Regions from separate parts of the Homo sapiens genome. Here region 1 is linked to region 2. A link is an interaction called in ENCODE POLR2A ChIA-PET data of the cell type or tissue named here. Cell type or tissue: OCI-LY7. All regions are shown on one strand. Each heading gives the region's core, and the rest is flanking DNA. Links, peaks and the distances in the headings are about the cores only. Region 1 overlaps ABLIM1 (actin binding LIM protein 1). Region 2 overlaps ABLIM1 (actin binding LIM protein 1).

The links. ChIA-PET counts read pairs that join two places held together with the same protein. Peaks named below come from ENCODE experiments on the same cell type or tissue, not always from the same donor. Only the 100,000 strongest peaks of a DNase experiment are listed, where the experiment ranks them.
Region 1: POLR2A ChIA-PET joins it to region 2 with 27 read pairs; 3 of 35 experiments call an interaction of 5 or more read pairs at or near these places.

What each region holds. Positions count from the first base shown.
Region 1 is chr10:114,534,834-114,550,189 of GRCh38, forward strand. It overlaps ABLIM1 (actin binding LIM protein 1), which reads right to left. Exons shown (of 23, transcript NM_002313.7): 5 at 12,817-12,943; 6 at 10,172-10,265. Among named protein-coding and RNA genes, the nearest start is that of ABLIM1, 120 kb to the right of the region's middle. RefSeq lists enhancers at 6,320-6,369, 6,720-6,899, 9,371-9,480. In OCI-LY7, for the core only: no CTCF peak of the experiment used is centred there; DNase peaks (open chromatin) are centred at 7,248, 7,488 and 9,648; H3K4me3 peaks cover 2,483 bases; H3K27ac peaks cover 4,361 bases.
Region 2 is chr10:114,445,302-114,460,657 of GRCh38, forward strand. ABLIM1 (actin binding LIM protein 1) reads right to left here. Exons shown (of 23, transcript NM_002313.7): 13 at 8,078-8,182; 14 at 6,323-6,370; 15 at 2,579-2,719; 16 at 11-102. Among named protein-coding and RNA genes, the nearest start is that of AFAP1L2, 48 kb to the left of the region's middle. RefSeq lists an enhancer at 14,639-15,140. In OCI-LY7, for the core only: no CTCF peak of the experiment used is centred there; no DNase peak of the experiment used is centred there.

The DNA of each region.
Region 1 (15,356 bases), core at 4,997-12,996, 92 kb after region 2:
ATTTCCAGATAAGAAAGCCCTTCCATTTGTGCTGACAGGAAATGGGGTGATTTTTCCATAAATATTAAATCTTTACTGCATGGGAATGCAGTCTGCTGGTGCCCTGGCACAACACATTTCCTCCTGTTGTGAAAGTAAGAGAAAGTGGCCAGCTTCAGGTGAATCAGATAGATTTTCCTCAAATCATTCATTCAATCAATGTGCTCTGCCCTACTGGGTCAATTCCCAACCTGATAGCCATGAAGGGGACAAAATATTAGTACCAGGTTGTTCTTCTCCAGTAAAGTGTTGCAAAACCAACTCATCACAAACCATACATTGGATTTCAACTTGAGTCGACTTTCCCAGCACTGGAGAGGTTTTACATTCACTAAGCTACACTCTACAATCAAGGCCATGTCCTGTGCAGTGGTAACCTCTCGCCACACAAAAAAACAAAATTTAGGCTCCCACAGAGGGAAAGAGCCTAGAATAGAATCTTTTTTTTTTCTCCCTGAGATGTTGTCTTGCTCTGTTGCCCAGGCTGGAGTGCAGTTGCATGATCTTGGCTCACCGCAGCCTCTGCCTCCCAGGTTCAAGCGATCCTCCTGCCTCAGCCTCCTGAGTAGCTGGGATTACAGACTTAAGCCACCATGCCCGGCTAATTTTTGTACTTTTAGTAGAGATGGGGTTTCGCCATGTTGGCCAGGCTTGTCTTGAACTCCTGACCTCAGGTGATCTCCCACCTCGGCCTCCCAAAGTGCTGAGATTACAGGCATGAGCCACCGTGCCTGGCCAAGCCTAGCATAGAATCTTGCATTAAGATGTTTATTGACTTGAATGGCCATTCTTGCATAGATAGCTAGATAGGTAGATGTGTGTATGTGAAATTGAGAGATAAATCACATACCATACAATTCACCCTTTTAAAGTATATAATTCAGTAATTTTTAGTATACAGTTGACCCTTGAACAGCGTGGGTTTGAATCACATGGTTCCCTTTCTTTTAGCCAAACGTGGATTGAAAATACAGCATTCAAGGGATGCAAAACCTCTGTACACAGAGGGTTGACTTTTCCTATAAGTCAGTTCCTCAGGACTGACTTTGGGACTTAAGTCTGACAGATTTACCAGGGGGATGGTGGTCCTGGAACCAATCCCCTGCATATACTGAGGGATGACTATACTCATTGAGTTGTGCAGCCGTCACCACTGTCTAATTCTAGAACATTTCATTACTCCAAAAAGAAACCCCATACCCATTAGCAGTCATTCGTTATTTCCCCCTTCCCCCAGCCCCTGGCATTCTCTAACTTACTGCCTGTCTCTGTGGATTTGCCTATTCCACACATTTCATACAAATGGTATTGGACAATTATGGTCTTTTGTGACTGTCTTTTTCCTTCTTTCTTTGTTTTTTTTTTTTTTTTTTTTTTTTTTTTTTTTTTTTTGAGATGGAGTCTCACTCTTGTCGCCCAGGCTGGAGTGCAATGGCATGATCTCAGCTCACTGCAACCTCTGCCTCCTGGGTTCAAGTGATTCTCATGCCTCAGCTTCCTGAGTAGCTGGGATTACAGGTAACTGCCACCACGCCCAGCTAATTTTTGTATTTTTAGTAGAGACGGGGTTTCACCATCCTGGCCAGGCTGGTCTCGAACTCCCGACCTCAGGTGATCTGCCCACCTTGGCCTCCCAAAGTGCTGGGATTACAGGCGTGAGCCACCGCACCTGGCCCTGACTTTTTGTTCACATAACGTTTTCAAGGTTCCTCGAAGTTGTAGTATATATCAGAACTTTGTTCCTTTTTATGGCTGAATAATATTCCGTTTTCTAGATATACCACCTTTTGCTTAATTCATATTTAAAATGAAGCAATTTCTCCAGTTTATTGTCAAGTGATGGTCTGACAATACACAAGGTGACCAGTGTCTCAATACTGACCCTGTTTCACAGGGCCTTCCTGACTGTCCATTGAGCTGCAGAGTCCGAGACCAGAGCTTCATGAAGAAAATATGCTCTCAAACTTGAGACAGCATCATCCATCTACAACATTCTCTAAGGGCAGAGCCAGGTGGCCTGGTGGAGGCTACAGATGCTTCAAGGAGGCCAGACTATGAGGCACAGAAACACAGCAGACTCTATGAGCAAAGTCACTGATTTTCAGTGACATTTTACACTGGTAAAAAGTAAACCAACCAAGCAGTACATGTTTATTGTCCTGAGAATAGGTATAAAAGGGACACTGAGACAGGCCTTTACCATCCACCAGGAATGGTAACTTTTGGTCCTTCAGCAAGTTATATCAAGGGGCAAATTATTTGTTTTCTGTAATGATTATTGTCAGGTAGATAATAAAGTTCAGGCTCACTCTCTCTCTCTGTCTCTATGTGTGTATGTCCCTATCTTCTGAGAATTGAAAGAGACCTATTTTCCTTATTTTTTCTTTTATTGATACATAATATTTTACATATTTATGGGGTTCATATGAGTATTTTTTTACATGCATATAATGTATAATGCTCAAGTCAGGGTATCTGGAGTATTTATCACCTTCAGTATTTATCATCTCTGTCTCCCAGCTACTTTGAAATATACAGTATATTGCTGGTTAACTGTAGTCACCCTAGTCTGCTACTGAACATTGAACTTCTTTGTTCTAACTGCATGTTTGTATCCATTCACCAACCTAAGAGATCTATTTTCTAATCATGGTTCTGTCACACCAATTAGATCCAGAGTCTCGGGCACTCAGTAGCCTCATCTGTAAATGAAGGTGACTAGTAACTAACTGCCCTGACCAGCTTGCAGGCCTGTGGTGAGAATTAAATGTTTATGAGATCACTTGCAGATGTTAAAAATATTATACAAAGTCAGGATACAGTGGTGGCTTACTGTCCACTGGGACAGACCATCTCAACCAATATACTCAGATAACAGGATCAGATAACATGATCCTCAAAAATATTTGGGTCTACAATTAATTAATTGGATGAAAGCATGAATTCCTCTGAGCACAGTGAGAATGAGAAGAATGCAATTAGCCTTCAGCATGGACACGGGTTATTATTTGTTCCTTGCAAGTGTATGATATACACAGAACAAGAAAAGGGGAATTGACATGTCAGCTTCTCTTTTGCAAATTACATCTCTGATGGTGACAAAAAGATTAGATGTCATGCAAGCATCCTAGGATAACCTATGTTTTGCTCACTAGAGAATAGCTTAGCCCAGAACAAGACCTACTCACTGCTTATGATTACTGCCACATAACATACTTAAAATACCTATGCCAAAAAGAAGGAAGGGGACAAAGGCCTCCAATTTATAATGTGAATTCACCTCAGAAACATCATAAACATTTGCCCCTCAGCTTTGTGAAAAAGCAGTTTTTTAATCAGTCCAAAAGCAAAACAAAACAGAGCCACCAGTTTTTAATTCCTCTGAGAGCCAAGGAAAAGGATTTGGCTGAATCCCATTGTGATTCCATTTCCTTCACCCCAGGAGTTCAGCAGGAGGGGTCTAAAAGCGAGTCTAAATCCTGTCCTGCTGTCCACCCTTTCCAAGTTAACAGATAAAGACAGGGGAGGGTGGCCTCGTAGGGCAGAATGGACAGGCATTCCAGGGTCTAGAGGACTTCCCTCGGCTCCATCTGAGGCTCTTTCTTATGTGGTGGGTGTACAGGCTGTCACAGACATCACTGCACGTTCCCAGAGAGCACAGGTAGCACAGTAAATACCACGAGACACAAGGACAGGTGCCACCAGCCCGCCCAGAAAGACTAGATGAACCCAGGCCAACTGATTTCTGGGTGCGGTGATGTGAGGAAAGGGAAATCGTGGGACTCAGAGCCCCGCCCTCTCCCTCTGTGGTCAGAATGCACATAAGACAACTTTCCTTTCAGGGAGGAGAACAAAAGAATGCTCCCGTGCAGCCTGGCAGGTGCCTGCTCAGGGAAGTACCACTCTGCAGTGTGGGACGAGGGCCGAGCGCCTTTGTCCTGAGTGAACCAGTGCAGTGCTCCATGCACACAGGTAGCCCCTGGGGGCATAGGAATTGCATAAGACAGCTTGAGAGGCCAAGAGAAAGTCAAGCCCACCCTTCCTTAGTCTGTTGGTAAAACAGCCCAAGACTAGGGGAAGAACACATGGGACAAAACCTTTTCCTTTACCCTCCAGGCTTCTGTTTTCAGTTTGACTTTTGCTTTTTTTTCCAAACACTTGTCAAGAATAGATTCAACCTCTATCTAATCCAAAGAGGTATGGGGCTGGGCGCAGTGGCTCACGCCTATAATCCCAGCACTTTGGGAGGCCAAGGCGGGCAGATCACCTGAGGTCAGGAGTTCAGGACCAGCCTGGCCAACGTGGTGAAACCCCATCTCTACTAAAAATACAAAAATTAACTGGGCATGGTGGCGTGCACCTGTAATACCAGCTACTTAGGAGGGTGAGACAGGCGAATCACTTGAACCCAGGAGGTGGGGGGTGCAGTGAGCTGAGATCATACCACTGCACTCCAGCCTGGGCAACAAAGCAAGACTCTGTCTCAAACAACAACAACAACAAAAAAGAGGTATAGGAAGTATTACATTAAGAGTGTGGTGTTCCAGAGAAGATTCCATATCTTAAGAAAGCACCATCAAAAACAATCTACTTTTAGCTATGTGCCTAGAGATGGTTATACCTTTGTAAACAGAGACCAAGAAACTCAGTTGCTGTCTTACTTAAATTTAGGGTTGGAGATATGAGACTAACCCCCTTATAAATTTGGGAGTCCTTACTTGATTACACCCACCATGAGCTGCCTTCATTTTGAAACTAGCTGTTGCTGTTGATAATAACAACCATTTTGTTGCTGTTTCTTTTCTTTATGAGGCTAGCAGGTAACCACCTGTACCCTGGAAAGGATGTCTGCTGGAGTGAGAGCTGTCCTAGGGCTATCTACCAAAGATGGGAAGAAATGCATTCCAAAGAGATGCCCCACTCCCCCATGACATTAGTGACCTAGGTCTGAAGTCTCTTCCAGCTTCCTGTTACCATTAGGCTGTTAGGCAGAAAGAAGGTGGGGGCAGGGGAAGGGGGAGGAGGAGGGGAGAAGGAAGCGGGAGAAGTTTGGAGAAAAGACGGAGAGAGCAAACTGGAGTATCTCACACTAATTTGCCCCTGCACTTCTTAATTAGGAGGCAGGTTGTAAATATCTTCAGAACTCTCCTAAATTTATAAGTTAATCAGCAGAAGCATTTGAAGATGTACCATTTATAGCAAGATCCCCCTAAAAAGAGAATCTTGCTGTCGAAAACAAAACTGAAAACAAGTGATGAGAAATCAAGCTACAATTTGAGTGTATGCTCTATGCTGAGTGTTACGTGCTGGTTTCCAGAAAAAAAGAACCATTGGTTCTGTCTGATCCCTTACAGCCAAGACATGAGAATTCTAGAACTCAGATCCTTAGAGCCGAAGGGACTCCGGGAGGTCTAGCAGCCCAAGTCTTGGAATTACACGTATATTTTCAATTCTTGCACTTAAAGAAAAGAAAACTGAGGCTCAAAGAAGTGGCAAGCCTTGCCCAAGGGGCCCCAGCTGGTGAGTACAGATTCAGATTGGCTGCCACCCAGAGCCTTTTCAACTGAGCCGCTGGTGCTCGGGCCCGTCTCCCCACCCGTTCAAGCTGATGTGATTTTCAGGGCTTACAAGGATTAAGGAATGACAGAGACAGAGAGAACTCGAGGGCTGCTGGAGGTTACATGCTAGTCCCTTTACCTGGGAAATGAAGACAGCCCCAAGAGGCTGAACAACCTGCCCCAAGTCACTCAGGAATGAGTGACACAGCCAGACCTGGAGCGTCTCTTCTCTATCATTGTCCAGTGACCTTTCTCTTTCTCAAAGGTCCCTCAGGTGTCTGGTGGCATCTCTGGTGACACCACACCTAGAGAGGCCTTAGGGTCCTCTTAGGGCTCAGTGAGTGTTAAATTAAAACCACACAGGGTCTGCAGGCCTCGCTGGGATGATACGTGCATGATTTCCCAGGCTTACTCAAGCAGCTTGAATGGTGACCCGATCATCACCAAAAGAGACTCCCTATCAATTCCCTGGAACCTGTGAATGCTAGCTTATTTGGGAGAAGAGTCTTTGCAGATGTAATTAAGCAAAGGATCTTGAGATGGTGAGGTCATCTTGGATTATCTGGGTGGGCCCTGAATCCAATGACAAGTGGCTTTACAGGAAAGAGGCAGAGGGAACTGTAACAGAGAAAAGGAGACAACACGCAAAAGGCGATGTGAAGACAAAGCCAGAGATTGGGAGGCTGCCACAAGTCAAGCAACACACAGAGCCATCGGAAACTGGGAGAGGCGAGGAAAGGCCCTTCACTAGAGCCTTCAGAGACAGCATTGCCTTGCCTGCACCTTGCTTTCAGACGTCTAACCTCAAGAACTGACAGAACTCAGTTTAAGAACTAACCTCAAGAACCTCAAGAACTGTTTAAGCTTGTTGCTTTAAGCCACCACTGCTACAGCTGACACAGAAAACTAATACATTTGTAAAGGGATAAAATAAATTCATCTGTGGATAAAATAAATATAAAAAACCCACAAAACCCCAAGGTTCACAGTATTTACAACAAATCCACCATCACAATATTTCACCACCACCAAGACCCAAGCATGAGAGGCCGAGGGAGGAGTGTGTGGAGACCGTCCTGCTTTGTGTTGGTAACCAAGCCAAACCGACTCACAAGCTGTCACACGTCAGTGTGATAACCCTGCAGGACGTTTTTCTAGCTCACACGCCCATCTAAGGACTACGTCTGCTGGGTGGAGGCTGAACATGGTGCAAACTACTCCCAGACGCCTCAACTCTGAAAGCCCCGCATGGAAAGTCTCCAAGTCTTAGGCCTCACAAAACGGCCTTCACAGAAACCTGAAGCCAATTTGAGAAGAGGTCTCTGCAGCCACAGTGAATGCCAAATGACTCAGGTCTTGAAGCAGAAAACAGAGTAAGCACATGTTTCTTCCAAATGGCATGTTCTTGGATCTAGCTTTATTTTAGATTTTCTTCCCCACAGCTGTTGAGCTAAATCTGAAGGGAATCAACACACACACACACACACACACACTCACACACTCAGACACACACACACACAGAGCCCTTTTCCCTCCCCAGCATGTTTTGGGGGAACACAGCTCCACATGTGGACTAAGAAGACTGCAAACACGGCTGTCACAAATGTGGGGACCACGTTCAGTATTTTCTCGTCTCTCTTTGTACAGCTGGACATCTGGGAAATCATTCTGATGTTCTATTGTTTCTTTTTATGAGGGCCAGGCTTGGTTGCTCATGCCTGTAATCTCAGCACTTTGGGAGGCTGAGGCAGGAGGATTGCCTGAGGCCAGGAGTTAGAGACCAGCCTGGACAATAGAGTGAGACTCCCGTTCTTTACAAAAAATAACAAAATCAGTTGGGTGTGATGGCATGCACCTGTAGTCCCAGCTACTCAGGGGGCTGTGCAGAAAGATAGCTTGAGCCCAGGAGTTCAAAGTTGCAGTGAGGTATGATTGTACCACTGCACTCCAGCCTGGGCAACAGAGCAAAACCTTGTCTCTAAAAAAAAAAAAGAAAGAAAGAAAAAAGAAAAAAAAAAAAGAAAAGAAGAAGATGATGATGAAGAAGGAAGAAAGATGAAAGAAGAAGGAAGAAAGAAGAAATTAGAAGGAAGAAAGGAAGAAGGAGGAGGGAGAAGGGAGGAGGAGGGAAGAGAAGGGAGGAGGACGAGGAGGAGGAGGAAGGAGGAAGAAGAAGAAAAAAGAAAGAGAAAGAAGAAGGAGGAGGAGAAGGAAATTTCCAAGTTGCCCCAACTCAACAGGTTTATTTCAGTCCTCCACAAGAGATCAAACTCAGGAATCCCAAGGGAAATGGCGTCAGGCCCCAATCAGGGCACTTCTGAGAAGAGCTCTCTGGGGAGGGATGAGGGATGGACTCAGGGCCAGGAGGGGAGGCACCAACCTCCTGTGCATCACACTCTGAGCGCTGTGATGGGACCGCTCGGACTCCAAGCTCCCCATCAGGTGGGTCCCATCCACCTTCTCCAACAGCCTTCCTGGGGATATGCTTCTTTCTCCCTGGTCAAGACACTAGTTTTGAAGTGTCCTTGGGTCAATAATTAAAGCTTTATTGGAAAGGCTATGAGAGAACTCTTTCCACCCTTCCTGTGTGTGCGGAGGGTGGGGGCCCATTTCTCAGGCTCCACTCCAGCTAGCACCACCATCATTTTGTGCCCAAAGTTCTGTAGTAGCCTCCTAGCTGGCCTGTCTCCACCCCAACTCCCTTCCCAGCCATTTAAAAAACATCTGAGCTGAAATGCACGTACTATAAAATTAAACATTTTAAAGTGAACAATTCAGTGGCACTTAGTACATTCATTCACAATGCTATGCAACCACCTCCTCTAATTCCAAAATATTTTCATCACCCCAAAAGGAAATCCTGTATCCATAAAGCAGTAATTTCCTATTTCCCCTTCCCCCAGCCTTTGGCAACTACCAATCTGCTTTCTATCTGTATGGATTTACCTATTCTAGATATTTTATATAAATGGCATCATACAATATGTGGCTTTTTGTGGCTGGTTTCTTTTACTTAAAGGCTCATCCTGTGGTTGGCAGCACTGCTTCAAGGCTGGATAATATTCCACTAGTTGGATACACCACATGTTGTTATCCATTCACCTGCTGATGGACATTGGGTTGTTTCTACCTTTCGGCTGATGTGAATAGGGCTGCTGTGAACGCGTGCGTACATAGATTTGAGAACTCTCATACGTTCTTTACACAACAACCTGGTCTAATCACATGACACTCCAGCTACAAGCAGTTCAATGGCTTCCTACCGCTTTTAGGGTAACACCCAAACTCCAGAATATGACTCTTGGGACCCTGCCCACTTCTCCAGCATCATCTGTCACATCGGTGCCCAACTGACGTTTCTTATGTATCCTGTGCTTTTCCTCACCTCTGAGCCTCTGCAGGTATTGCTCCCTCTTCCCAGAACCCTCTTCCTCGGGCTAAGAGGCAACTGCATTTGACCACAACCACACCCTTCTCTCCCAAATGCAATCAGCTGCCCACGTCCCAGCACACATCCAATGCTGGCCCCTCTGTGCTTCATGGAAAGGGTTTACAGTGGGATTTAGGGGGCTACACTGGGCCTTTGCTGTGAAACCCCACGGAAGAGACAGCACAGCCCAGAAACACCATGGTGGCGGGGAGGGGGGCCTCAGATCTGTGTCTGTGTCTCTGAAACGTGCCCTGCTGGGAAGGTGGAACATGGCTCCGTGGATTTAGCAGCCTGGTCCTTGACAAAGCAAGATGACAAGCTGCAGCACCTGTAGTCATCCCCCTAGTTGTGGGGCTTCCTGACCCACCTCTGCTTGGGCCATACTCTCCACGCTGGCAGGTGGGCCACAGATGAGGCAGTCTTACTTCTTCCTTGGACCTGGCTGACACCCCACAGGCCTGGGAGAAGTAGGGTAGCGACTCCTTCTGAACTCTGGCCCCAGAATTCTGTGTCTCACCCCAGAGGAACTGGCTCAGCCCAGAGGCAGAAGCCTGTGTGGCGGCTGCTGAGAAAGCAGGAAGAAAGCTCCCTAGCTGGAGGCGGTTGCACCTGAACTTGACAGGCTTCAGCTCAGCCCCGGCCACAGGGTGCTCTGGGTCACACAGGATGTGGTTTTTGAAGTTTGGGGAAGCCAATGCCTCTACCTTTCCCCCACCCTTCCTTTCTTAGCTTCCATTCTGAGCCTCTGCTCCCTGAATCTGCACACGCCCACAGATGCATGCATAGACATATGCACACATGCACACATGGATGTATACACACATGATTTCACACCCTTTTCATTTACTCTTGTCTAACTTCTAAAAATGAAAATGGTCTAATATAGCCTGTCCTACATAACTCCTACCAGAACCTTTATCATTCTTTTTTTTTTCCTGTGCAAATTCTCCATCATTCTAATTTCCACGTGAGCCTTTGAGGAGAGTGCAGCACCTTAATTCTTGAAAATAGTCACCTGCGACTACTTTCTTTCTCCACAGGTGAAAAAAAGATGGAGGAGGTGGGAAAGGGTCCCCTCTTGTTTGTTTCTGAGGGCCGCTGAGAAAGATGGCGGTAGCTATGAGGGAGCCGGTCTGCCACTTACCTCCAGGACTTTCCCTGTGATAAACTGGTGACACGCCTCACATTTCACCCCAAAGAGTCCCTGGTAGTCCTTTTCACAGTACGGAGCACCATCCCTGCAAGACAAAAACGTGTTCGGCTCCTGAGGAGGTGGCCAGGGGCTGGAGAAGACACCAAAACCACATTTCTCCAAGGCCTTTCCACAGAAGGGCAGGACATATTTCTCCCCTGCCCAGTGTTCACATGCCTGGCAATCCAGTCAGACCTGGCCAGACAGGATCAAAACCACAAACAAAACGATCCAGAGAGCACTCTGCGGCTCTCGGTGCCACACAGGCGAAACAGCCATGTCGCCATATGGTCACCCTTGCCGATTTTTTACTGTCTCAGAGCTAACTAGCAGAAAGCCTGGCAGCATTCTCTCTCCACAGGCCCCCTGGGCACGTAGGAGTACTGAGCCCACTGAGCCCACATAACAATAATTAATAAACCAGAGAAAGAATGGTGTTAATGAACCTGAAGAAGATACTGGCAAATCAATAGGCAATATCACACCTGAAGGCAAAACACTAGCGACAATTTCATTAAAACCACAATAAAGGCAAAGCTATAAAATATTGTTAATGTATATAATACATATAGTTATTAATATGACACTGAGGCCCGGCACGGTGGCTCATGCCTGTAGTCCCAGCACTTTGGGAGGCTGAGGTGGGTGGATCAACTGAGGTCAGGAGTTTGAGACCAGTCTGGCCAACATGGGGAAGCCCTGTTTCTACTTTAAAAAAAATACAAAAATTAGCCAGGTGTGGTGAGGTGTAGCTGTAAGTCCCAGCTACCCAGAAGGCTGAGGCAGGAGAATTGCTTGAACCCAGGAGGTGGAGGTTTCAGTGAGCCAAGATCGCACCATTGCATTCCAGCCTGGGTGACAGCACAAGACCCCATCTCAAAAAAAAAAAACAAAAAAAAAAAACAAGAACACTGAGCCCGTCAGATGTGGGCTCAGCATTCATTCCCCTACAAGGGGCCCACATGCCAGAGTACAGCCTCTGAACAGCCTGCAGACACCACCTCCTCAGCTCTCAGGAGGCCTCCGGAGCCCAGGGCCGCCTCCTTCAGCTCAGTCAACCTCCTTGGAGCACAGGAAAAATATTATATCCTGTGTGTGATTGCATGGAAAAGCTATAGAGTGCCACCCTAGACTGCCAAGTTACCCACCCCCGCATAGCTTGCAATGTTCCGTTAGAAGCCAGGCACCTGTCTTATTTTGTCCATAATGGTCACCTGAAGAGCTTCTTGCCTTTTCTTTTCTTTCTTTTTTTTTTTTTTTGAGACAGAGTCTTGCTCTGTCTCCAGGCTGGAGTACAGTGGTGCGATCTGGGCTCACTGCAACCTCCGCCTCCCAGGTTCAAGCAATTCTCCTGTCTCAGCCTCCCAAGTAGCTGGGGTTGCAGGTGCCCACCACCATGCCCGGCTCAGTTTTTGTATTTTTAGTACAGATGAGGTTTCACCATATTGGCCAGGCTGGTCTCGAACTCTCAACCTCAGGTGATCCGACTGCCTCGGCCTCCCAAAGTACTGGGATTACAGGCATGAGCCACCGCACCCAGCCTTCTTGCCCTTTCAGTGCAGGTGTTTCAGCCTTACCCTGGGCCTGTAGAATTAGATTTCTAGTGGGTGGGGCCCAAGCAACCTTTTGTTTGCTTGTTTGTTTCACTATATTTTTAAACTACATTCATTAATATTTTCGAATAGGTGATTTCATGTGGTTGGGGAAATGCATGAATTAATGAATGAATTTATTTGTTTATTTTTTGAGACAAGGTCTTACTCAGTTGCCCTGGCTGGAGTGCAGTGGTGCGATAATAGTTCACTGCAGCCTTGATCTCCTGGGCTCAAGTGATCCTCCCACCTCAGACTCACAAGTAGCTGGGACTACAGGCATGTGCCACCATGCCTGGCTTGCTTGCTTATTTATTTATTTATATTAGTAGAGATGAGGTCTTGCTATGTTGCTCAGGCTGGTCTCGAACTCCTGAACTCAAGTGATCCTCCCACCTTGGCCTCCCAAGTGTTGAGATTACAGGTGTGAGCCACCACGCCCAGCAGGAAAATTTTTTTTAAGGCATGAAAAGGTATACGGTGGAAAATTTCCCCTCATTGCCAGGCTACATTTAAAAAAAAAAAAGCCTCACTTCCTTAACTGTAGCTATTATCCACTATTATTGAACATGAGCCCATTTCCTGGCAGGCTGTTTTGTGCAGTCCTAAAAGGCCCACAACCTAGGCTTTGTGTGTTTTTGGGGAGCGTCTATGAATGTACTCCAGCCCTGGAAGGAGAACAAAGGCTTACTAGTTCCTCATAGGAGAATGAACAGCAACAGGGAAATTATTAAATGCTTAATTGGTAATGACATACAGTGTAACAGTGTCAGCTTCATTAATTGTTAAATTAGGCAATGATTAACATATCATTAGGTTTATAGTAGCCAAGGCAAAAGAATACAATTCTTTTCAAAAGTTTTATAGCAACAAGTTCATTATGATGGCAGGATGTGAACAATTTCAGCACCATTGATGGGGTGGGGCCCCTGAGACCAGGACCTGCAGAAGAACCACAACGCCCGGTGCCCACTGAAAGGAACGCGTGCCCGCGCCCAGCCTTACTTGCTGATGTACTCCCCGGTGAGGACCTTCCCGCAGGACTTGCATTTAAAGCACCCCAAGTGCCACTGCTTATCCAGCGCCAGCAGCGCCTGCCCATTCTTGATATCTCTTCCGCAGCCGGCACAATCTGAAAAAGAGCAGCCGCCAGTGGTTACTACACATTTCCTTTGCTAAATCCAAGCAGGCAGCCCAATTTCAACCCCACTGTGTGCCCATCACACACTCAATCAATATTTACTCAAGCACCATCTCGGGTCAGTTTCTTTCCCTGCACAAAATCTTTCTTGGTGAAGGCTCACAGGCTGCGTCCTCGGAAGGACACAGAACGGAAGCTTCATGAACCTCCGTGGATCTACGGGGACGGATGTCCTTCACCCATCTGCTTACTTGGGGGTTTTTTAATGTATCCTCTGAGCTACAGATCGCCCAGAGAATATTTAATTATAGTGTCTTGGCTGTGATTTTAAGAAAGTGCGCATAGGCATTTATTAATTGAGGGCACTGTGAACAACTCAGCACTTTATGCTGATGCCTCGCCTAACACTATATACGTGATTACTCCTGGAGGCTGCCCGTAAATCTCATTTTTGTAAATGGGACCCTACTTCCTTATCAATCCAAACCAGCCTTTCAAAGATTTGTGATCATCAATTAAGTGGCTCTTAATTCCTTAGCTCTCAATTCTCCTTGGCAGGCTCCTGGAAGGACAATAAAGGAGAAATTATTTCTTCATGGTAAAGAGTGTGGGCCTGGAATAAGACATCCCAGTGAGGAACCCCAGCTAACTCCTCGTTGGCTAGCTATGTGATCAAAGCAAGTTACACCCTTTTGAAGCCTGGGTTTCTTCTTAGGGAAGTGGGAATGTTATCAGCACCTGGTCTCAGCCCTCTGATGAGGATTCAGTGCATTTAATAGATTTAGCAGTAGATGGCACATTGGAAGTGACTAGAAACATTTGCTGTTATTACAATTGCCATAATTAATCTGATTATCGACTGCTTCATTCTGTTAGGGAAGTTGGGTATTAAAAAGAAACCAGAAGACTGTAAATTGGTGCAACCTTTCTGGAAAGCAACTTCAACAACTACAGACATTCCACATCAATGTACCTGAGAGAATGAAAGCAAGCACGTGTCAAGTTGGCCACGTGTTCCAAGCTGATCAGACAGAACACACACAGAATAAAGCCATGTCCTGGCAAGTCCACTTAGTGGCCAGGTTTGGACCAAGACAGAGTCCACTTGGTACACAAAGTGATGAAACAACCCCCTCTTCTGACCACATCCGTGACTGCCACTGCTTTTTCCTAATGACGCTTCTAGCCCAACTTTAATTCTCTGACCATCCAGAAAACCTTGAGACCCAATCGCTGACCTGGTCCTGCTTCTTGACAACACTTAACCTAGAACTGCTTCTAATCCTTTGAATCCTCTTTAAAATTACCTAGCACGTGGGCTGGGTGCGGTGGCACACACCTGTAATCCCAGAACTTTGGGAGGCCGAGGCGGATGGATCACCTGAGGTCATGAGTTCAAGACCAGCCTGACTAATGTGGTGAAACCCTGTCTCTACAAAATACAAAAAATTAGCCGGGCATGGTGGTGCACGCCTGTAATCCCAGCTACTCAGGAGGCTGAGGCAGGAGAATTGCTTGAACCTGGGAGGCAGAGGTGCAGTGAGCTGAGATCATGCCATTGCACTCCAGCCTGGGCAACAAGAACGAAGCTCCGTCTCAATAAATAAAGTAATTAAATAAATAAATAAAATTACCCAGCATAAGCCCAAATGCTGTGAAAACTCCTCCAAACTGCACCCAGAGTGGGCTCACAGTTCCTCTGGCTTCCCTCTTGCTGCAGCTAGTTTAACCCGTTCTTTTTCTTTTTTTTTAATGACAGGTGTATTTCTGGCGATCTTGGACAGTGGGTGTTCACATAACCTTGAGATCCAGTAATTATTTTATGTCTAAGATTTTATTCTACAAATATATTTGCAAAAGCACATATGTGCATGCATATGTTCCCTACAGCATTTCTCTAATAACAAAAACTGGAAATAGGCTATATGGACCATCAGTGAAGGGCCAGTTAAATAAATTATAGTATAGTTGATAATGGAATACTATGGGCTGTTCAAAAGAACGAGGCAGATTTGTGCTCTGGCATGGAAAGATGTTCAAAATAGATCAAGTAAAAAAAGCAGGCCATAGAACAGTAAGCATAGCATAAGCTCATTCATAAAAAAGTAGTAAAGAAAATGGTGTGTGTGTCCTAGTCCCAGAATAGAACATTTCTGGGGGAAAACATTAAAAATTCTTAAGAAACTTCCCTCTCTGGAGGAGGACTTTACTGTTTAACTTCACATCCTCTGTGTTGTTTGAATTTTTAAACCATGATAATGTAAAAAATTTGACTATTTATAAAATTTAAAAATATAAGTTCTGAATATTGCAAATTAGAATTTCTTAATGTATGGCCCATTATCTAGTACACATATGAGTGTGTATTAGATGGTCATATGCATATGAGTGTATATTAGATGGT
Region 2 (15,356 bases), core at 2,779-10,778:
AAGGACAAACCTTCATTAATTGCTCTTCTTGAAGCTGCCGACGTCTCAGAAGTTCCTCATCATCTTCCTCTCTGCCACTAGATCTGCGTTTCATGTCAGGTCCTAATTCCACAGCAAAGACAACTTCTCACATCAGCCCCAAGACAAGGGAATCTTAACGGGCTAGTCCATCTGTGTTCAGTTTGTTAGGCTGGCAAGGTCAGCAACGGTCTTTAACACTTTTAAGTAAACAATACAAGAGAAAACAAAAATGCCTGCCACCAACTCAGCACTACTGGCTGGTTTCTCAAGAAAATGGCCCTGTGTGACAAGCCAGGTCAACGTGCAATGCAAGGAAGGCCTGAATTTAGGCCTCCCTGCTCCATTAGAACTGGGTTTGCAACTTAGTCTAAGTTCACTGGTCAGAGATCACTTTAGTAAATGGAAGGGCATCTCCAGTTGTTATTTTGATGTCTTTGAAGTGAATTTCCTTTTTCCTTTCTTTTTTGAGACAAGGTTTCACTCTGTTGCCCAGGCTGGAGTACAGTGATGCAATCATGGCTCAGTGCAGCCTCGACCTCCAGGCTCAAGCAATCCTCCCACCTCACCCACCTGGGTAGCTGCGACCACAGGTGTATGCCACCATACCCTACTGATTTTTAAATATTTTTTATAGAGACATGGTCTCACTATATTGCCCAGGCTGATCTCAAACTCCAGGGCTCAACTAATCCTCCTGCCTTGGCCTCCAAAAATGCTGGGATTACAGGCGTGAGCCACCACGCCCAGCCTCAATTTTCAAATAGAAAGAAATGCAAATTTATCTACATACCAACAGATAGGTAAGATAGTCATTGTTTTGTGACATGCGTTTAAACCTTGTAGTTTTCTCTTTTTCTGAATATTTAGAATTTCATAATACTATCACTCTGTCTTCTACTCTTAGTAAATTCAATAAAAAGCATACTTTTACTATTTCTTTCGAGAAATGGGTCTCTAAGGTTTTCTTTTTCTCATCCTTTGAAAAATGGTCACAAAAGAGTTTTATACTAATAGGTAAATCAAAAGCATTAATACAGGTACAATTTTACTTTGGAACAATATAGTAAATTGTGTTCAATTTTTTAGCTTTCTGGAAAGGGGAGACAGGGAAAGGAAAGGAGGAATCTGTCTGAATGGTTGAGAGGTTAAGATAATTATTGTTTTCCTAAATTGCTTGGATTAATCTGGCTGTGGGAGGAAACAGGAAAGTTTGCTAATCTAATCAAAATAAACTTTAACTAATAGTCTTAGTTTTCAGCATTTTGATTAATGGACCTGAAATTTTTCCTCCTTTTGGAATCTAAAAGAGCTTTAAACTACTTAGTGATAATAAATTCAACAACAAAAACTTAATTCTCCCTCTTTCCAAAATGTAGCTGCTTTAATGTCCCAGTAAGCAATTTACTAAACTAGCAACCTCAAGGCCTCAAGAACTTCCTGAAGGGCATGGATTGGCATAGAAAAGCTGATGGTTGGTTCTTAGTTCTTACAATTATAAATGTCAGTGTGAAGTTTCTCTCTTTAGTTTACACTAATGAAAATCAATAGGCACAAGTTTGCAAGGACTAGATAAATTTCATTAATATAATGTACACAACACTTGTGAATAATGAACTTAGGAGGTAGATTTTTCCTTAAACTCTTTCTATAAGTATCAATTGATTTAAAATCCACTTGTATTGCTTGTGAAAGATATTCCAAAAATAACTTATTAAAAATAGCACAATGAAGATTAGGACATTTTGGAAAATTGAAGGCCTTTTAGGTTGTTAACAGAAATGTGATAAGATCGTGTCTTTGTAAAGCTGACTCGCTAAATTTTCAGTATTAGCTTCTGGGTTTGCTAATACTTCTTTTTAGGCCGAGTAGGTTCACTACTGATAATATAGTAAAGACACAGACATAATTGGAAAGCATGGAGCAAAGAATGAAACAGCTGAAATATGACATTTTAGCACAGAATTCATGAAAATGGTAGATGTAAAATCACATAACTTCACAGAAGTAATATTTCAGAACACCTACTACTCTGCAATAGCCCTTTTGCATGATGGACAACATGATCTTACAAGAAAAATGAAAGTGCTTCAGTGTTAAGATTGGTTGTTAAGAATTATAACTACAACCCAGAAATAGTCTAAAACAAATTTAACTGAAAGAAGTCATGCTTCTACAAACATTCGGTAAATTCACCCACTAGACTCTAATTATATAGAACAATGTTCTTGCCATAAGGCTTTCACTCAACTATGTTCAACAGAGTTACTGATTCTGCAGTATTAACTCTGAGAGTCCATGCAAACCATTGGTTTTAGACCAGTTCTGGATCCCAGTGGGTTTGGTTAGAACAAGACTCTGGTGGATGTGTTTTTGTAACTTTTAAGCGTTTTGTACAACAAGTTAATACCACGTTAGTTCTTTTCACTATGCTACCTCTTGGTCATACTTTTCTTTAAAATCTTCATAATAGGATACATTTTCTTTCATGTTTTTAAGCATGTCATCTTGAGCTCTCCTAGCAGTTTGTCCCTTTGACTTAGCCGTGACAGTTGCATACCTACGACAGCAAATGAGGGGGGACCAGGCCAGTGGTCCGTCTCAATCTTTGGTGTCTCGCTGGGGTCTGGTGCCTGGGCTGCTGGGAACTTGGAAAACTTGATGATATCTTCTGAGGACTTGCTCTGGGCTGCCAAGGCAGCTGCATCTAGATGGGAATCAGGGGTTGCTTAGCTATTGGTCTGTAAGACAATGGCGGTACAACCCCACTTACATAGTTTTCTTGTTCTCTGGCAAAAGTTTCAGTTCCAGAAAGTTCTGTTTATTACCATTATCCATGGCCCAGTCACTCAGAGGTACCTATTGACAAGTCAACTCATTTTCCTTACTTTACGTCAGAAGCAAAGCTTCATTCTACATGTGTTCTACATCTGAAAAACCCTATTCTAGAGTGCTGCCCAGCACTAGCTAGATGAGGCTATTTAAACAAAAAAAATTAATACAATTAAAATTCTGCTCCTCAGTTTCACTAGCCATATTTCAACTGCTCAGTAGTCACATGTGATTAGTGCCTACTGTCCTGGCCAGTGCAGATATAGAACATTTCCATCCTTATAGAAAGTTCCAGTGGACAACACTCTCCTAGAGTAATTAGTAATCTAAAATTAAAGAGCTAAGTTGAAAGCATGACGCTATCACTTGACTGTAGTTGTTAATCATTAGAGGGTTGGCGGGCTTTGCATCTTTGGGCAAGAAGCCACAAATATGTTGGTCCAGATCATTCTTTTATTATTATTATTATTATTATTATTTGAGACAGAGTCTCACTCTGTCGCCCAGGCTGGAGTGCAGTGGTACAATCTTGGCTCACTGCAACCTCTGTCTCCCAGGTTCAAGGGATTCTCCTGCCTCAGCCTCCCAAGTAGGTGGGATTAAAGGCATGCACCACCATGCCCAGCTGATTTTTGCATTTTTAGTAGAGACAGGGTTTCTCCTGGCCAGGTTGGTCTCGAACTCCTGACCTCAGGTGATTCGCCCACCATGGCCTCCCAAAGTGCTGGGATTACAGGCATGGGCCACCACACCCTGTCTGGTCCACTTCATTCTAATCCTTATATACTAAATACATGTGTCCTTGAGTCCTAGGAGAAATGGAAATTGGAAAATCCACTTTCAGCTTGCAGGAATTTGGCATTGAAACTTATGTTTGCCGTTTCCACTCATTGTTTTGTTCAAAGGTCTGTGCACACAAGTGAGTTATCCAACTTTAAAACAACAAAAGCCAAACTAGCAGCAATATTAGTTCACAAAGTTCTTATTGGCTATGCTTAGAGGAGGAGTCACAGCTTAGAGCCCCAGATCTAACCTACAGAGATGGAGCAAAACAAACCAGGTTAAATGGACAGTCCCTGATTCTGGCTAATTTTGCAAATCGGCCAGGGATGTCACTAAATATTTCAAAATGTATTTATAATGCCTTAAATAACTTTTTTCTTCTGGGCTTACATATTTTAAAATCTGGAAATAACCTTTTGAATCTTCAGCTCTAAGTCCTCCATTTTTCGGGTAACCTTCTGGGTCTCAATTTGCTTAAATAACTCAACCAAGGTCACCCAATACAAAGGGGTAGTCTTTTTTCCCTTCCTTGGAGATAGGGTCTTGCTATGTTGTGCAGGCTGGATTCTAACTCCTGCACTCAAGCAGGTCTCTCATTTCAGCCTCCCAAGTAGCTGAGACTATGGGTGTGGGCCACTGTGCCCAGTTTAGGAGGTAAAGTCTTGGCCAGGCATGAAACAGTGTTCCTCTGAATCTCTAACCTCATGAGAAAACCATTTCAGCTTGGAAAACACTACATAGGAAATCCCCTTCTTAAAGATGGACAAAACATGTTAGCATATAAGAAGTTCTCAGAAGTTCTGCATTATGAAGAACAAATGTGACTTGATTTAAATCTAGCCTTTCTCAAACGCATCAGGGCACAGACACCAGTTTTGGGCATAACAACTATTTCTTTGGCATGGAATGGCTGTTTTGCAAAAACATCCTTTGGAAAGCGCTGCTCTGGCTGGGCTATTTTTAATTAATTATAACAGCCTGAAAGACTTCAGTCAAAGTAAATATTATGAAAAGAAGTCAACTAATTCCTTCCAAACAAATAATCTAACATTATCCAATCTCCTTAAATTTTAATTATTTGATTATTTTTGTTCAGAGAGGAGGACCTAAAGATAGTATTTTTTAAAGCCTGTAAGTTGACAAATCAAATGCTGAGAATTTTATTCTTAAATTAACAACAAAAGGATGACTTCAAACAGTACTTACGCATTAGAATTGGTGAAGTCAGTAGTTAAACATTCACATGTTAATGAGTGTGTGGAAAGACAATAAACCATAAAAAAAAAAAAACAAAAACAATGTTAACAAACTTAAAAAGCAAGCGTATGGTTTAAAACCTCAAAAAAAAAAGATGAGAAAAAAAATCATAGCTCTAGAACCATTACGATACATACATTTCTCTTTGTCTTCCTGATTTTGGTCTAAAATTTTTTTCCTTACGCATTTTCAATGTTATTTGATTTTGATTTTCACATCGTCCTAATTCTTCTTTCTTTCTTTCTTTTTTTTTTTTTTTTTGGCGACAGAGTCTCATTCTGTCGCCCAAGCTGGAGTGCAGTGGTGTGATCTCAGCTCACTGCAATCTCTGCCTCCTGAATTCAAGTGATTCTCCTGCCTCAGCCTCCCATGTGGCTGAGATTACAGGTGTGCGCCACCACGCCCAGCTAACTTTTTTGGTATTTTTAATAGAGGAGACAGGGTTTCGCTACATTGGTTGGGCTGGTCTTGAACTCCTGACCTCAAATGATCCACCTGCCTCGGCCTCCCACAGTGCTGGGATTACAGGTGTGAGCCACTGCACCTGGCCTCATGTTATCCTAATTCTTAAGGACTCATGAATGTCAGCTGAATTCTAAAGGCAGCCTTCAAATTTCCAGGCACAATCTGTGTAGAATTTTCTGAAAACGCCTGAAGACCAGCTTTAGATATCTTTTCACAAAGATTTATGGTCGATATATCTACAGAGACTTAATAATGGTGGAGGAAAATGTGATTTACATAAAGTCATGTGAGTTCCTGAGTTAAAAAAAGGAAAACAGAATTATACATCCACGTTAGTGATTCTTAGTTTGCAGGAAGTTCAGAGACAAACTGATCTAACTAACTGGTTTTTACAGAAGAGAAAACTGAAGCACAGAGAAATGACGTCACAGAGCCATTTAGGGAGAAAGTGGGAGCAGAGCCTTGACCTCTGTGTTAGCCTGTATCCTGTCCACTCCACTGTGCACACATCTTCATGCCCAATAAGAAACTGGAGACCTGGACAGCCAAGTTGATGTAGGCTCAGTCAAATTAGTTTTTCTAGGTGGCTGGTTTTTCACCAGTTTAAATTAGTCTCATCAAAATTATTTTAAAGGGTGACTATATTTGATGGCAAAAAGAAAAAAGACTTGCTAGGATGTTTGTGAGTTGCTGTGTGACCAGTACTTCCCCTTCTCTAGGAACAGAATGATACATGGTTTGATGGGCTCAGCAACAGGTTAGAAGCTTTCTAATCAAGCTAAGTCTCTCCATCCAGGAGAATCAATTTTACAATATTTACATCTTAGTAGACCAGAAAGGCATAATATGCTGGATGCCCCAGTTTTACTCTCAAAAGCAGCAGCAGGAAAAGCCTTTCAGAGGACAGCAAGGAGAAGTTCAGCTGACTTTGCTATTTAAAAGCTACGCGGAGGAAAGCGGGTTTTACCATGCTGTTTGTAGATGGGTGGCTTTCGGTAAATGTTGATTCCTTGATCTGTGGAAATGAAAAGCAAAGGTGTGTGATTATGGGAACCAGTTCAGCGATGGGAAAAACAGATCAACCAAGGGGCAAATCAAACTGAAGATCTTGAACAAAAACAACCCAGAAGGTTAATTTCTGTATTACAAAGATTGAGTTTATTGAAAGAAAAATTATAGAAATGAGTGGCTTACTATAGACAAGTGTTATGGAAGCCTTTGTAATACATCTTAGGATATATAAAGATGTGATTAACTCATGAGCCATTTATTTCAAATACACACTTCATTGAAAGTGGGATTAAAACAGGAAGAAACGCAAGCAGTGGAGGTACTCTTATGGTGAGAAAGACATAACCAGCTTGGGGAAAATGCCCAAATTGCTATTGTCTAGAAATTGAGCCCCCAGTAGATACCAGTGGCTCAATTTACTTTTCAACTAATGAGTGGAACAGTGGAAAGCAATGTAGAAAAATCAAAAGTTTTTTTAAAAAAAACAGAAACTTTTTATGTGCAAGGCTAGCCTGGTGTGCTGATGGGATGTTCAACAAATCCTAATTTATACAGGCCAAATTTTTTAAAAAAAGAATGAATGAAAAAGAAAAGAGATGCTAAACACTATGTATATATTTATACAAGACCCCCTTGGATTATGGAACCATTTTGCTTTAACTATAAATACTCAGGAAATTTCAAAAGGTTTCTGTTTCCCCAGAACCGTGGGCACTGTATCTTGGTGGGGCATTTTTATGTGAAAAATCCCAGATATAGAACATTAATTTTCAAGATTCAATTAAACTTTTTTAGAAAGGACAGTCCCAACTAAGTGATATAAATCTCAGTGAACTTTCCTCTGTTTTATTAGGTAAGTTTAGAAGCAAAAGAAAAAAATGATTATAGATTCTAAATATGTACACTTACATTAATATAGTGGGTAATTTATTAAACTACTTTCAGTAGCTAAACAAAGCAAAAAACAATATACTGCTGGTAGAAATATAGTATTATTACCTCTGATGGCTAATCCTGTCCTTACAAAGTGAGCTGATTCTAAACATTAAGATATTATATTAATGGGCTCTGATTATTTCAGTTTCTGATGTCAAATTACTATTTGCATTATGACAGCAAATGCTTGTGACTACTAGAGCAAAGCTTGCAGCACCAAGCCTAAATTGCAAGATATCTTCACGGGCTATGGAGATGGCTAGTCTGTTATGCGCTGCAGAAAGACCAACCAATTCACCCAATTCTACATCTCTCTGAAAAGTCCTTGGAGAAAGTCTCCACATTAGAGAAAAACAGGAAATATAAAAGTATTCTCTCAGGTGATACTGTGGTTCAGTCTTTAGGATGAGAAGATAACTAGATTGCCATTGCCATAATTAGTCAATGACAGCAAACCACAGAAAGATATCTCAGAAGGCAATGATAAAAAGGTACAATTAAAATTTTAGTAAAAAACAAAACAAAACAACCCAACTGCTTTTACCCATCACCCACACTCTTCAAAAATTATTTTAGAAAACATAAACCTTCAACATAATCCTGGCATTTAACACATAAAACTTTTGAAAGGCCCCCTAGGTCAGATCCTGCAATTTAGGGTTTGTTAACTGTGCATCCCAATTAAAAGAGCATGAGAGATGAGACAAGACGAGGTTACAAGGCTACATTCTACACTGTGACAGGACACCAAGACACAGACTGTGTCAGCTCCTACCTGGAACATGGAAATGTTTAGGGGCCTGAGCGTAAGTTGGAGTTAGAGGGCGGCTGTCTGGCCGGTAAGGGAGAGGGGAGTTCCGGCCGCTGGACGGCTCATTGCCTCCAATGAGAAGAATGGAAAAAACAAAATGAGAGAAGGGAGAGAGAAACAAAGAAAACAAAGCAAGTGTAATAAAAATTCAAAACAACAGACTGGAAGGAGGTTCATCAAAAAGGAGAAACAAAAGAAACAAACTCAATTTATCAACTTGACTTGCAAAGGTGATATCAGGTTTAGTTTTCCGTTGCAGAGATTTGAACTCAGGTGGAGCTGGGTTAGAAGCAGCTAGCGGTCAGGTGCGTCATTCCAATGGCATGCATTGAAAGCTGTGAGCTCGCAGCAAACTGATTAGATGGAGGGGAGATTGGGAGCGATGGAAAGCTGCTTGCTCATGATTCAGGATCAGTTGTCAGGTGGTTAAATCCCAAGCGTGTAAAGGAGCGGGCTAGGCAAACCCAAATACAAATCACTCTCAAGCATGATGGCAGCAGCTGGCAATTAGCAGAGGTTTCTCCGATCTGAAGGTTAAGTCTGGGAACCCGTGTGGTCACCAAGTCCTTCCCCTTAGGAATACAAAGTGCCTTCAATTGCAGCGTGTTTGCATATGTTTCTGTTTTCCTCACTTTGAAATATATAAAATAGAGTCAGACGCGTGTCAGCCAGGTATTTCACGACCATTTATACCTCTCCCCATCTTTCACTTCAAAGATGAGGCTCAACCCAGGCCAATGATTCAATCATTGAAATATTTATTGAACACCTACTATGGCTGGGCACTGAGTACTACTGAGGACAAATAGATGAATGAGATATAGTCCCTGCCCTCAAGGGACTTAGAGGCTATCTAAGGAGACAAACTTAAATGCCATATAATGACATGCAATTGTTTACTCTGAGGTATAAGAAAAATGCTATGAGACTCAGATGAAGGTGACACCAATTCTTCAAGCTAGGTTTGAGCTGGGCATCAAAGAGTAAGCTCACCAGGTGAGAGGGTAGGTGAATGGGAGGGTGGGAAGCCCATATTCCAGACAGCTGGAATGTCATGAGAAAGGAGGGTGTGGAAGGGTGCAGACTGGAGGAGCAACAGGACTGGCCACCTTGTCTGGAAGGCATGGTGCTCTTGGAGGAGAGAAGAGGGACCAGGGCAGAAAAGAGAGCAAAGGGGTGGCTGCAAAAGCTTTAAGTGCCACCATAGCCACCATCACTCCCTTCTGACCAGGAGAATGGCCAAGATAAACTAATTCAGCTTGTGCAAAATTAGAAAGAGATTTGTAACTGGCCTAAATTGTCCTCCTACCCTATGTCTGGGCAAACATCTTGTCTCAAGAAGACACCAGAAGATGCAGGACTATTAAAGCTCAATAAATTAGTAGGGGTAATGACTTTTACTGCTGAGTTGTAAGAGCTCTTTATATATTCTGGATACAAGTCTCTTGTCAGAAATAATATGAACTTGCAAATATTTTCTCCCAGTCTGTAGGTTGTCTTTTCACTTTTTTGGTGGAATTCTTTGAAGCACAAAAGTTTAAAATTTTTGATAAAGTCCAATTTATTTATCTATTAACACTAATAATTTTAAATAAATCATAGATCATCAGAAAATAGAGGTCTGGCCAGTTGCTTCAGGTCAAATTTTTCTAAATCTATCCAGTCAAGTGTGAAAGATGTCAATTGTTACCGTTTGAATATACATTTAAGAGAATTTTAATGTCTCAGCATGTACATTTTTAAGTAACCAGAGTACAGATCTACACTAAATGGGCAGTAAGATATTCCAAATATGGGATCTGTGTCTATTACTGAGTCAAATTTAGATTTCTGGCTTTTGGTTATTGGTGTTCTGAAACTTTTGTCTTTTCTTCTCAAGAGCTGGTTTAGCATCCAGACCCAAATATGTTATAATGTTGACTTTATTATTTAAGTCATATATTAGTTCCTAAAAATTATGAAATATCATCCCAAACTATTGATCTATTAAAAAGCTAATTTATAAAAATGTTATCTCATTTATCCCTCTCCTAAAGAGAAGTAACTAGTTCCTATCGGGAAAAAATGAGTATAAAAAACACAGAGGAAAACAGGGGAAGGAAGATTATAATTTGCATTTAGAAGGAAATAGTGTTTTAAACCTGTTGCTGAATTAAAACTTGGTCTCATTTGTCATCATCAGTGCTCAGGGTATCGCCTGGCCAGGAGTAAGTGCTTAATAAATGTCTGTGAATGAATGATTGAAGGAGGCCAATTAATTACCTCCACAGCTATTTATTGGCCTAATTTAGCAAGCACCATGGCAAGATTCACCATCAATTTTCTCTAAATTAAAGGAAGCCAGATGCTAGTGCAATAAGTCCTCACTTAATATCAACAGGTTACAGGAAACTGCAACTTTTTTTTTTTTTTTTTTGAGACGGAGTCTCGCTCTGTCGCCCAGGCTGGAGTGCAGTGGCGCGATCTTGGCTCACTGCAAGCTCCGCCTCCTGGGTTCACGCCATTCTCCCGCCTCACCCTCCTGAGTAGCTGGGACTACAGGCGCCCGCCACCGCGCCCGGCTAATTTTTTGAATTTTTTTAGTAGAGACGGGGTTTCACCATGTTAGCCAGGATGGTCTCAATCTCCTGACCTCGTGATCCACCCGCCTCGGCCTCCCAAAGTGCTAGGATTACAGGCGTGAGCCACCGCACCCGGCTGGAAACTGCAACTTTAAGCAAAACAACATATAGCAGGTCCTTGAAGAACGTCGTTTATTTCAACCTAGAACACTGATGAGGGGAAAAACTAGTTTTTTTAATATTTCAATTCACTTAAGTCACAGTTTCCAAGTAAATGATGATGATAAGTAAAGACCTGTGTACAGCACTGGGCTCACAACAACACCCCTTTTATAAGTTTCCCATTACAGCTAATCTTTGACAACTCCAATATAAATGTTTCACTGAAGAAAAATGATTTAATCCTATGAACATTAGAAATTAACAAGAGTAATCCATAACTGAAAAACAGAATCATTCTTACGGTCTTTTCTCGAAAGAAGGTATAATGGGTCTCAACTTTTACTACTGCTTCTGAACCCCCCTGCCCCATGCTTTTGTTCTTTCACATAGACCTCCACTGTCCTTGCAGAAAATCAGATGTTTCCAGGAAAGTTCTCGTAGGTTTTGGTTATAATACACAATCAAATGAACCCCCATTAAATCAGTTTTTATCATTATTAGCCAGTGTCACGCACACACAAAAATATCTGCATATGCAGGACACAAACTTTAAGGTTATTAGAATTAGACATTTGTCCAGGGATTAAAATATTTCTATCAACAAGACCCTGTGTTGGCCAGTGCCTGTAGAAGCCCCTCACTTCTTGAATATGGTCAAAGCCTCTCAAAGGTTATGGAGTAGCTGTCTGAATTCCCAAGGACTGGATTCTGGCTGAATGCTGTCACCAGTTGGGTGTGGTTCTATATTAGGCTGGATGTCTTCAGCAAACATTCACCTCTCTAGTTGTTTTTTTTTTAAAAAAAAAAAAAAAACACTACTTTGTTCAAATTTTGTAAGCAGATGTAACTATAATCATTTAAAACTTCCCACAAAGCATTTTTAAAAATCAGGTAAAGAGAGACCCAATAACACACCCATCTCAGCAATTCTGCAGAATGTGCTTTTCACATATCACAACCGCTCATCGGGGAATAAGTTCTTGGAATACATAATGTTGCTAGGTACCAAATTCTTAGCCCTTGAAATACCAAAGGCATGACAAATTTTGGGCATTTTTAAAAGAAAAAGGAAAATTCTCAGGAAGAGGCCTCTTTCCCTTTTCTAAATTAAACACCTTATCTGTATTTATTTTTATTTTTATTTTTTTTTGAGACAGAGTCTTGCTCTGTTGCCCAGGCTGTAGTGCAGTGGTGCAGTCTCGGCTCATTGTAACCTCCGCCTCCCAGGTTCAAGCGATTCTCCTGCCTCAGCCTCCCAAGTAGCTGGGATTACAGACATGCGCCACCACATCCAGCTAGTTTTTGTGTTTTTAGTAGAGACGGGGTTTCATCATGTTGGCCAGGCTGATCTCAAACTCCTGACCTCAAGTGATCTGTGGCGCCTTGGCCTCCCAAAATGCTGGGATTACAGGCGTGAGATACTGCACCTGGCCAATACCCTATTTAAATGATATAACTTTGAACCCAACCCTGGCAGGAAATAACTTATGGGGGCCCTAAGAGGCCATCTGTGCATAGTTCCTTACTTAAACAAAGTAATGTGTGACACACCAGATGAAATATCATATTTGGAAGATATCATTATTTTCATCATCATCGTTGTCATCATCTATCAACCCTGAATAAGATACTGTTTAAAAATAATAGGCCGGGCATGGGCATGATGGCTTATGCCTGAAATCCCAGCACTTTGGGAGGCTGAGGCGGGTGAATTATTTGAGGTCAGGAGTTTGAGACCAGCCTGGCCAACATGGTGAAACCCTGTCTCTTCTAAAAATACAGAAATTAGCCAGGTGTTGGTGGCAGGCATCTGTAATCCCAGCTACTCAGGAGGCTATGGCAGGAGAATTGCTTGAACCCGGGAGGTGGAGATTGCAGTGAGCCGAAATTGCACCACTGCACTCCAGCTGGGGCAACAAAGTGAGATTCTGCCTCAAAACAAAAAACAAAACTACTCTGTGTGTGTGTGTGTGTGTGTGCGCACATAATACAATAGTACATATATATATATATATCACACTCATAGCTATTTTGTTCCTTTAAGTCCTCAGATTGGGCTACCCTAAGTTGTTAGTGTTCTCATCTATTGTAGTGACAAGCTACTATATTTCTATTTATGTTTCTATTTCTATTTCTTGGCCTTCATTTTTACCTCCTTTCCTGTTAGCCTAGTAAGCTAATTTTTTAGACCTCAGGGGAGCATTCACTCACAGGACTCTCACTGTACTTAACACATTTAAATGCCCATCTCCACTTTCATTCTTCTTTTTGGCACCATGAGAGCCCGAGTGACTAATTCTAAGACAAGCGAATAGAGATGGGGGTGTGCGATTCTGCTGTGGGGACCTGTTGGAGCACTGCCTAGCTTTCTGGACTCAGAGTGCTTACATCCCCAAATATAAATGAACATCTTGAGGGAACCTTAAGATAAGTTGGCAGCATCCAGAATTTTGTGACAGTTTTAAGATTGCCGGTTCTTGTCTAAAGCGTCAATAAGAGTTACGGTTTCCTTCAGCAAGTGTCAAATATATATTTACATCATGGCAACTCATATTTATAGCAAAAGAGGAAAGATTCCTTTCAAAGAAACTTAATATATGTAACCCTCCTGCTCAGAAATCCAATTTATACTTCATGGACACAGAATGTCATGTCTAGCAGTATTTCAAAGGGGAAGCAAGAGAAACTTAGCAGACACTTTACAAACGAAGCCCGAAACAAAGCGAAAATGGTTTTTCCAAATCTCTAGGCATAAGGTTGTCCAAATGGCCCAAAGATATACTAAGATAGAATGAGGCTACAAGGAAGTTTGGAGGACAGAAATAAAAATACACCCAACCAACAATGGATGTTATGGAAAATGAATGGGGAAGCCAGTGAAGGAGAGAAACAGTCTGTGCCGTGCATCTCAGCTTTACAACCATGCAGGCGTCCTCAGCTCAGTGAGGCCCCAGGCCTGGGTCACATGCTGCAAAAACAAGGAACAGGAAGTGGACTTGGGCAATGGAAGGCTGGGCTTCTGGCTGCCAGAGTGGCAAAGGGCGCCCCCTGCCTCTGAGATGGACATCCTACCTTAGGTCAAGCTCCCAGCTCACATCCATTAAAAACAAAACAAAACAAACAAACAAACAAACAAAAACTCCCTCAAGTTCCAAGACAAGCTCCAAGATAAAAGTCAATGAAGGGCCACAAAAAACCCTGGAAGACATTGACTTATCTCAAAGATATCTTGGATGTGTTATCAATGGCCATAGGCTCCCCCCATTCAGAAATTTCTAAGTGCTGGAGAGGTCTTCCATGTAAATGGATGCATGTTTTTCAAAATAACTAAGACGTAATTCCTTGGAGAATCCACATTTAGCCAAATACACTAGGCTTTTAAAGCAATATCTTTAATGTACAAAATCTCCACCACATATCTTTTTTTTTTTTTACACTGCTCCCTGTGGAGCAGGACTGCCCAATAGGCAGTGTGCCCAAAGCAGCCAATGATTTATCTTTAAGGTTGGCAAAAAGCTCATATGATTGAAAAACTAAGTATATACTGTTATGTACATTACACTTTGCATCTGAAGCATAAAGACTATTTCATATGAACAAACTATAGGCACACGTCTAGTAAAAAGAAAAAGGGAGAGAGACTATTAGATGTTTTTAAGTTCAGGGTCACTAATTCCTTTTGGATAATGCTTTTTATCATTTAAATCCAGAACACCTGACGGTGTCAAACACTTCAAATGCAGACTGAAAACAGAAAAGAATGTATATCTACATTTTTAATAAAGCACCATTTAGGAACATAGGGGTGTTATAATTTTTATAACCATTTAATATTTCTATGGAAAAGTAAATATTTCTTAATTTTGTGATCTAAATGACTGAGGATCATTCTTGGTCTAAGAGTCAATAAGAATGCAATTTTCTGGCTAAAAGGGATGAAAAATAAAAGTGTGCTTTAAAAATTATCTTCACACATATTTATACTGAAACGCATGGCCCTCATATGAAGGAGCGTTCCTGGGGAGGAGGGGGCCTGGGTCTAGTCCAGCACTGCCATGTCCTAGTGGTGAGCCCCTGGACAGTTACTTAGCCAGGGCCTCTGTACTTGGTCTCCTCACTGAGCCCATTTCCCAAGAATGCTGTGAAAAGTGAACAGAATGATGGCATCAAAAATGATTTAAGGTCGGGCGCGGTGGCTCACGCCTGTAATCCCAGCACTTTGGGAGCCCCAGGCGGCCAGATCATTTGAGGTCAAGAGTTCGAGACCAGCCTGGTCAACATGGTGAAACCCCGTCTCTACTAAAAATACGAAAATTAGCTAGGCGTGGTGGCGCACGCCTGTAATCCCAGCTACTCAGGAGGCCGAGGCAGAAGAATCGCTTGAAGCTGGGAGGCGGAGGCTGCAGTGAGCTGAGATTGTGCCACTGCATGCCAGCCTGGGCAACACAGTGAGACTCTGTCTCCAAAAAAACAAAAAAAAGCAATTTAAGAGCACCATGCTGACCAAGGTGGGTGTGCCC